Regions from separate parts of the Homo sapiens genome. Here region 1 is linked to region 2. The links are chromatin loops, found by intact Hi-C in ENCODE. Cell type or tissue: upper lobe of right lung. All regions are shown on one strand. Each heading gives the region's core, and the rest is flanking DNA. Links, peaks and the distances in the headings are about the cores only. Region 1 has its middle 11 kb from the start of LINC02427. Region 2 has its middle 33 kb from the start of ENPP6.

What was found. A loop is a pair of places that touch in the nucleus more often than their neighbours do. Peaks named below come from ENCODE experiments on the same cell type or tissue, not always from the same donor. Only the 100,000 strongest peaks of a DNase experiment are listed, where the experiment ranks them.
Region 1: it touches region 2 in a loop (3-fold over the local background); 91 of 110 quality-filtered maps call a loop at or near these places.

Annotation. Positions count from the first base shown.
Region 1 is chr4:184,547,544-184,550,458 of GRCh38, reverse strand. No RefSeq gene overlaps it. Among named protein-coding and RNA genes, the nearest start is that of LINC02427, 11 kb to the right of the region's middle. In upper lobe of right lung, for the core only: no CTCF peak of the experiment used is centred there; a DNase peak (open chromatin) is centred at 1,241; H3K4me3 peaks cover 761 bases.
Region 2 is chr4:184,249,465-184,252,379 of GRCh38, reverse strand. No RefSeq gene overlaps it. Among named protein-coding and RNA genes, the nearest start is that of ENPP6, 33 kb to the right of the region's middle. In upper lobe of right lung, for the core only: a CTCF peak has its summit at 1,339 (motif pointing right); no DNase peak of the experiment used is centred there.

The sequences.
Region 1 (2,915 bases), core at 247-2,746, 300 kb before region 2:
TACTTGTTTTATGTTTTCTCGTGATGAATTTATTTCTTGTCTTTGAGTTTACAATGACAGCTATAAAAGTGATTGTCAATAATATTAGTATAATTTAATTTCTAATAGAATGAGTTTTCTATGTATGTGTTAGAGCTACGATATTCTTTTTTTTTTTTTTTTTTTGGAGATGGAGTCTCACCCTGTCACCTCGGCTCAATGCAACCTCCACCTCCTGGGCTCAAATGGTTCCCCTTGCTCAGCCTCCCAAGTAGCTGGGATTACAGGCGCCCGCCACCACACCCATTTAATTTGTGTATTTTTAGTAGAGACAGAGTTTCACCATGTTGGCCAGGCTGGTCTCGAACTCCTGACCTCGTGATTTGCCTGCCTCAGCCTCCCAAAGTGTTGTGATTACAGGTGTGAGCCACCATGCCTGGCTGTAATCCTCTTGCCTCAGCCTCCCGAGTAGCTGGAATTACAGGTGTGTGCCACCACACCCAGCTAATTTTTGTATTTTTAGTGGAGACGGGGTTTCACCATGTTGGCCAGGATGGTCTCTCTCTCAACATGGTGATCTGCTTGCCTCAGCCTCCCAAAGTACTGGGATTACAGGCGTGAGCCACTGCACCTGGCTGATATTCTTAATAATATCAGAATTTGTTTTGTGCTCTATGATGATGATACTAGTGAACTGTATTCTCAGCAATATTTTGCAATGCCTCACACTATTAATACACTTATTTGTGTTTTTGGCTGGGTGCGGTGGCTCACATCTGTAATCTCAGCACTTTTGGAGTCTGAGACAGGTGGATCACTCAAGCTCAGGAGTTCGAGACCAGCCTGAGCAACATGGCGAAAGCCCATCTCTACTAAAAATACAAAAATTAGCCAAGTGCGGTGGTGCATGCCTCTAGTCCCAGCTACTTGGGAGGCTGAGGTGGGAGGATCACTTGAGCCTAGAGGTGAAGGCTGCAGTGAACCGAGATTGCGCCACTGCACTCCAGCCTGGGCGACAGAGCTGGACCCTGTCTCAGGAAAAAAAAAAACAAAAAATCAACTATGTGCCATGCACTGGGAAGACAAAAAGATAAAATCACTCCTGCATTTAAGAGGCTCACCTCTCTCAGAGGGAAAAAATAGAAACAATGAGAGGTAATGACTATGTACAATGGGAGTGAGACAGCAATCTCCAACCGGCCTGTGCACCGGGGTGGACCCTCGGCAAGTTCACGCCCTTCGCACTGGGGAGGAGCCCGGCCCCACCTCTTTCTGGGTGGAATCTAGGATTCAAATTGGCAGACAGGAAGGGCACCAGCAGGGACTCTGGCTTCGCAGAGGGTCCCTTTTCCTCCCTTTTTTCCTTTTCACCCAATAAAACCCTGCTTTACTCACCCTTCAAACCGTCTGCAAGCCTACATTTTCGTGGCCGTGGGACGGACAAGGACCCCGTGGTTGGCTGAACTAAGGGAAAGTCCTGTAACAGGAACAGGGAAGGAGGTCTGCTGAGGGTCCGGAGATCTTGCAGCTGAACTAAGGGAAAGTCCTGCAACAGGAGCATGGAGGGAGGTCTCTGCTGAGGGTCCGGAGATCTTGCACAAGAGGCAGGGCTTCAGGTCAGACTTGCAGGATGAGTAGGTGATGGGCAGGGGCGTGGGAGTGGGGAGGGGAGGAAGTGGAAACAGCCCGGATCCAGGAAAGAGGCAGAAGGCAAATGCCAGGAAAACGCACATCATTCCCTGGAGCTGGAGGGAGAAGACCAGCACACAAGAGCCGGAGAGTACAAATAGGAGACGAAACGTGTGCTGGATCCTGGTCACAAAGGAGCTGCTGTTCCCTTCGAAGGAGGGGACACTACCTTGAAAAGCTACAGAGGGATTTCAAGCAGAGAAGAGCTGCAACCTGATGTGTCAATCTGAAGAGCACTCTTTGTCATTTATGAGTAAGGAAACGTTGGAACTTTAAGAGACACAGAGCGACGTCTGCATACTTCCTTTTGTATGGCAACTTCCTGTATTAAGGGTGAGAAACCCTTAATACAGATTCTCATGATTATGTGTATTGTGAGGTGGTATTGGGGTTCTCAAAGGAGAGGGTTATTCCTGGTTGTTAGTTGTTTTTTAAATTTTTGTTTCTTTTAAAATTATTTGTTTTGGGGCCGGGCGCGGTGGCTCACGCCTGTAATCCCAGCACTTTGGGAGGCCGAGGCGGGCGGATCATGAGGTCAGGAGATCGAGACCATCCTGGCTAACACGGTGAAACCCCGTCTCTACTAAAAATACAAAAAATTAGCCGGGCGTGGTGGCGGGCGCCTGTAGTCCCAGCTACTCGGGAGGCTGAGGCAGGAGAATGGCGTGAACCCGGGAGGCGGAGCTTGCAGTGAGCCGAGATGGCGCCACTGCACTCCAGCCTGGGAGACAGAGCCAGACTCCGTCTCAAAAAAAAAAAAAATTTGTTTTGGTTTTTCTGTTTTTTGTTTGTTGCTGGTTTTTTAGAGGTGGGTCTCACTATGTTGCCCAGGCTGGTCTGGAATTCCTGGGCTCAAGCCATCCTCCCCACTCAGACTCCCGAGTAGCTGGGACCACAGGTGCACACCATTGCTCCTGGCTTTGGTGCTGCTTTTTATTAAGGGGATTTTCAAGTGTATACAAAATCAGACAAAACTGAATAATGTACGCTTATGTCCCCCTCACCACTCTCAACAACCAGCATCCTCTGGCCTTTACACTGGAAACTGTAAAGATAAAGTCTCCTCAGCATTGTTTAGAATTATGACAGATGAAATCTCTCAGGCAGTTCCCTGGTAATTAGATAAAATAAACTCTGCATTTCCCTGGTAATCAGATGACCACCCCCGGCTACCAACAGCCCCACCCGAGTACTACTTCCTAGAGTACTGTACTTGCCCTGGGCTAGGCAAAGCTGGGCTTCCAGAG
Region 2 (2,915 bases), core at 187-2,686:
CCAGACAGCACCAGACAGCAGCAGCTGTGCAAGCTCTTCCAGTTCTTTTCATGACACATTGCTCTGACCTCCTCTTCTCCTTCCCTCTTCCACATTCAGGGCCCTTGTGATTCCCCTGGATGGACCCCAATAATCCAGGATAATCCTATGGCAACTTTAATTCCATCTGCTACTTTAATTCTCCCTTTTCATGGAACCTACTTCATCTACAGGCTCTAGGGATAGGACGTGAACACTTTTGAGGGGCCATAATTGTTTTAGGAGTTATTAAGAAATTATTTTAGGCAGAGAGGAAGAGGGGTCCTTGGGAAGTTTTTTTTTTTTCCTTTTAAAGCAGCTCCAGAAACATTTCTTGTCTAGCAGGAAAGCCCCAACTCTTAGTATGGGAGTTGGGGGGCAAGCTTTGATACACAAATGCCAGCTGTTAGAAACTGGGTCCACCCAAACATGGCAATTCCCACTGTCTTCTTCTTGCCCCCTATGTGCCTGGCAACATGGCCGCCCCCACATATACCTACGTGTGTAGAACATCAGGGGGCCCTGCATTTGCATATCAAAGGACTAGGATGGGAAGGCCAGTTTTTTCCACTGGGCTATGTGAATGACATGCCTAGTGAAACCAATCCCTGAGCCCTATGCAAATCAGACACCGCCTCCTCCAGCCTCCTCATATAACTGGGGGTTTTCCACCACACCCAGGGTTCCCTCTTTCGGCTTGGAGATCCCTCCATCTGTCTCTGTACAGGGGGAGCCTCTTCCTTCTTTCTTGCCTATTAAATTCTCCACTCCTTAAAACCACTCCACATGTGTCCGCGTCGTTTTATTCAAACTGGCGCGAGACTAAGGACCCTGGTGTTCCTCCAGTCATGGGAGCCATATCGTTACGTCTACCACGGGGCAGCTCCAGTTTGTCAGGATACCTTTGACATTTATGGTCTCAACAGCTGAAGTCCATGTCTTCAGCTATCTGGGAGTGACAATGAAGGTGCATGATTTGTCATTGCTCGCCGTTTTACTTCTAAACGCTTGTGCCAAAGCCAGTAAGGTACTAGCGAGTAAGCCTCCCAGTTGTGACGTCTCAACACCTTGCCAACCTCCCAGTTGTAACGTCTCAACACCTCGTTGCTGATCTCATTTAGTGATACTCAGATTAGTTCTCACAGTAACCCTTTGAAATTGACATAATCCTTCCCAGATTCATAATGAGGGGACTTATGAAATTATATGCTACAGTGATACCTCCAAATTCAAGGACTCTTTCTATATTCCCTGCAAAGGTGTAAAGGTTTTATGTCCTTAGTGACTCCAGTCCCTTGCAGGGTTCTTTTTTTTTTTTAATCTTTGGCCACTAGAGGGAGACAGCTCTTTGAAGAACTGAGGCCATTTTGCACGTTTGTGGGTATAGATGGAGGAAAACACTGTGTTTAACAACAGTATCCAGGCTGGGCACGGTGGCTCACGCCTGTAATCCCAGTACTTTGGGAGGCCGAGGAGGGCGGATCACCTGAGGTCAGGGGTTCGAGACCAGCCTGACCAACATGGAGAAACCCTGTCTCTATTAAAAATACAAAAAATTAGCCGGGCTTGGTGGCGCATGACTGTAATCCCCACTACTCGGGAGGCTGAGGCAGGAGATTTGCTTGAACCCGGGAGGCAGAGGTGGCGGTGAATCGAGATCGCGCCATTGAACTCCAGCCTGGGCAACAAGAGTGAAACTCCGTCTCAAAAAAAAAAAAAATTGGTATTCAGGGCTGACCTAACAGGTCGAAAATGAAGGGGATCATGCCTGCCCTTGTGCTCCGTGCAGACCTCAATGGACAATTTTCCCCAGCATCTTCAGGGCTCATACTTCCATAGTAACAAGTGCCATTCAGACCAAGGTCTTTTTTTTTTTTTTTTAACCCAGCCATCGACGCTGTAACATTTTAAACAATCTTCTCTATCTTTGAAGCCTACTTCGTGGAAAGAAAGGCCAATAAGTGATCAGAACTGACACTATGTAAAAACATAGAATCTCCAAAATTCGAAGTCTCTAAGTGCTGCATGTAGGATCTAAAACGGTGGGCATTGCTTACCTAGACAAGGCGTGTTCAAACCAAATGTCATCTAAGATTGCTCCAAACTGGGAATGAGGATTCATTTTCTCTGTTAGAGAGTTCTGGGTTCCCGGTCACCAGATATGCTCCTGACACCTCAGAGTGTACAATATGCGACTTCTGTACTAAAGAGGTTGCTTCCAATGAGGTAAAATGTCTAATATGGTAATCATGTGCGTCTAATTAAGGCTGTATGCACAAAAATCAGCCACGATGCCAAATAGCCAACTTAGGAACACAGGGACCACAGAGAGAACTCAGTAAGGATGACGTGGAATGACTTTAGTTTAATGCTGCGTATGACAGATCTTTATGTTATTATTAGAAAAGTAATTATATACTTACCTTTTAATGTTGATTTAAAACTTAATTAGCTATGACCAGAGGATATTGGTTGTATGATACCAATTTTGAAATTTGTTATTTTATGGTCTATTTTTCATAGCTATTCCATGTATACTTGGAAAAAATATGAATTATCTGTGCATTTGGTGCAATGTTCAGTATCTATCCATAAGATTATTCCTGTTGATTATGCTGTTAAAATATGCATCTTCAATGATTTTGAACTATCAATTACTTGGAGAGGTGTTCTGAAATCTCGTCTTTTCATTACGGCTTCTCCTTATCTCTAGTTATGATTTTTCCTTAAACTCTATTTTGCCAGATGTTCATATAGCCATGCCTGTTGACTTTTGTTTAGAATCTATATGCTGTGGCTTTTCCTACCTTTTTATTTTCAATGTTACCAACATAGCCTTACATTTTAAACAATACTTATAAGTGGCATATAGTTGCATTTAAAAAAATTTTAATTTG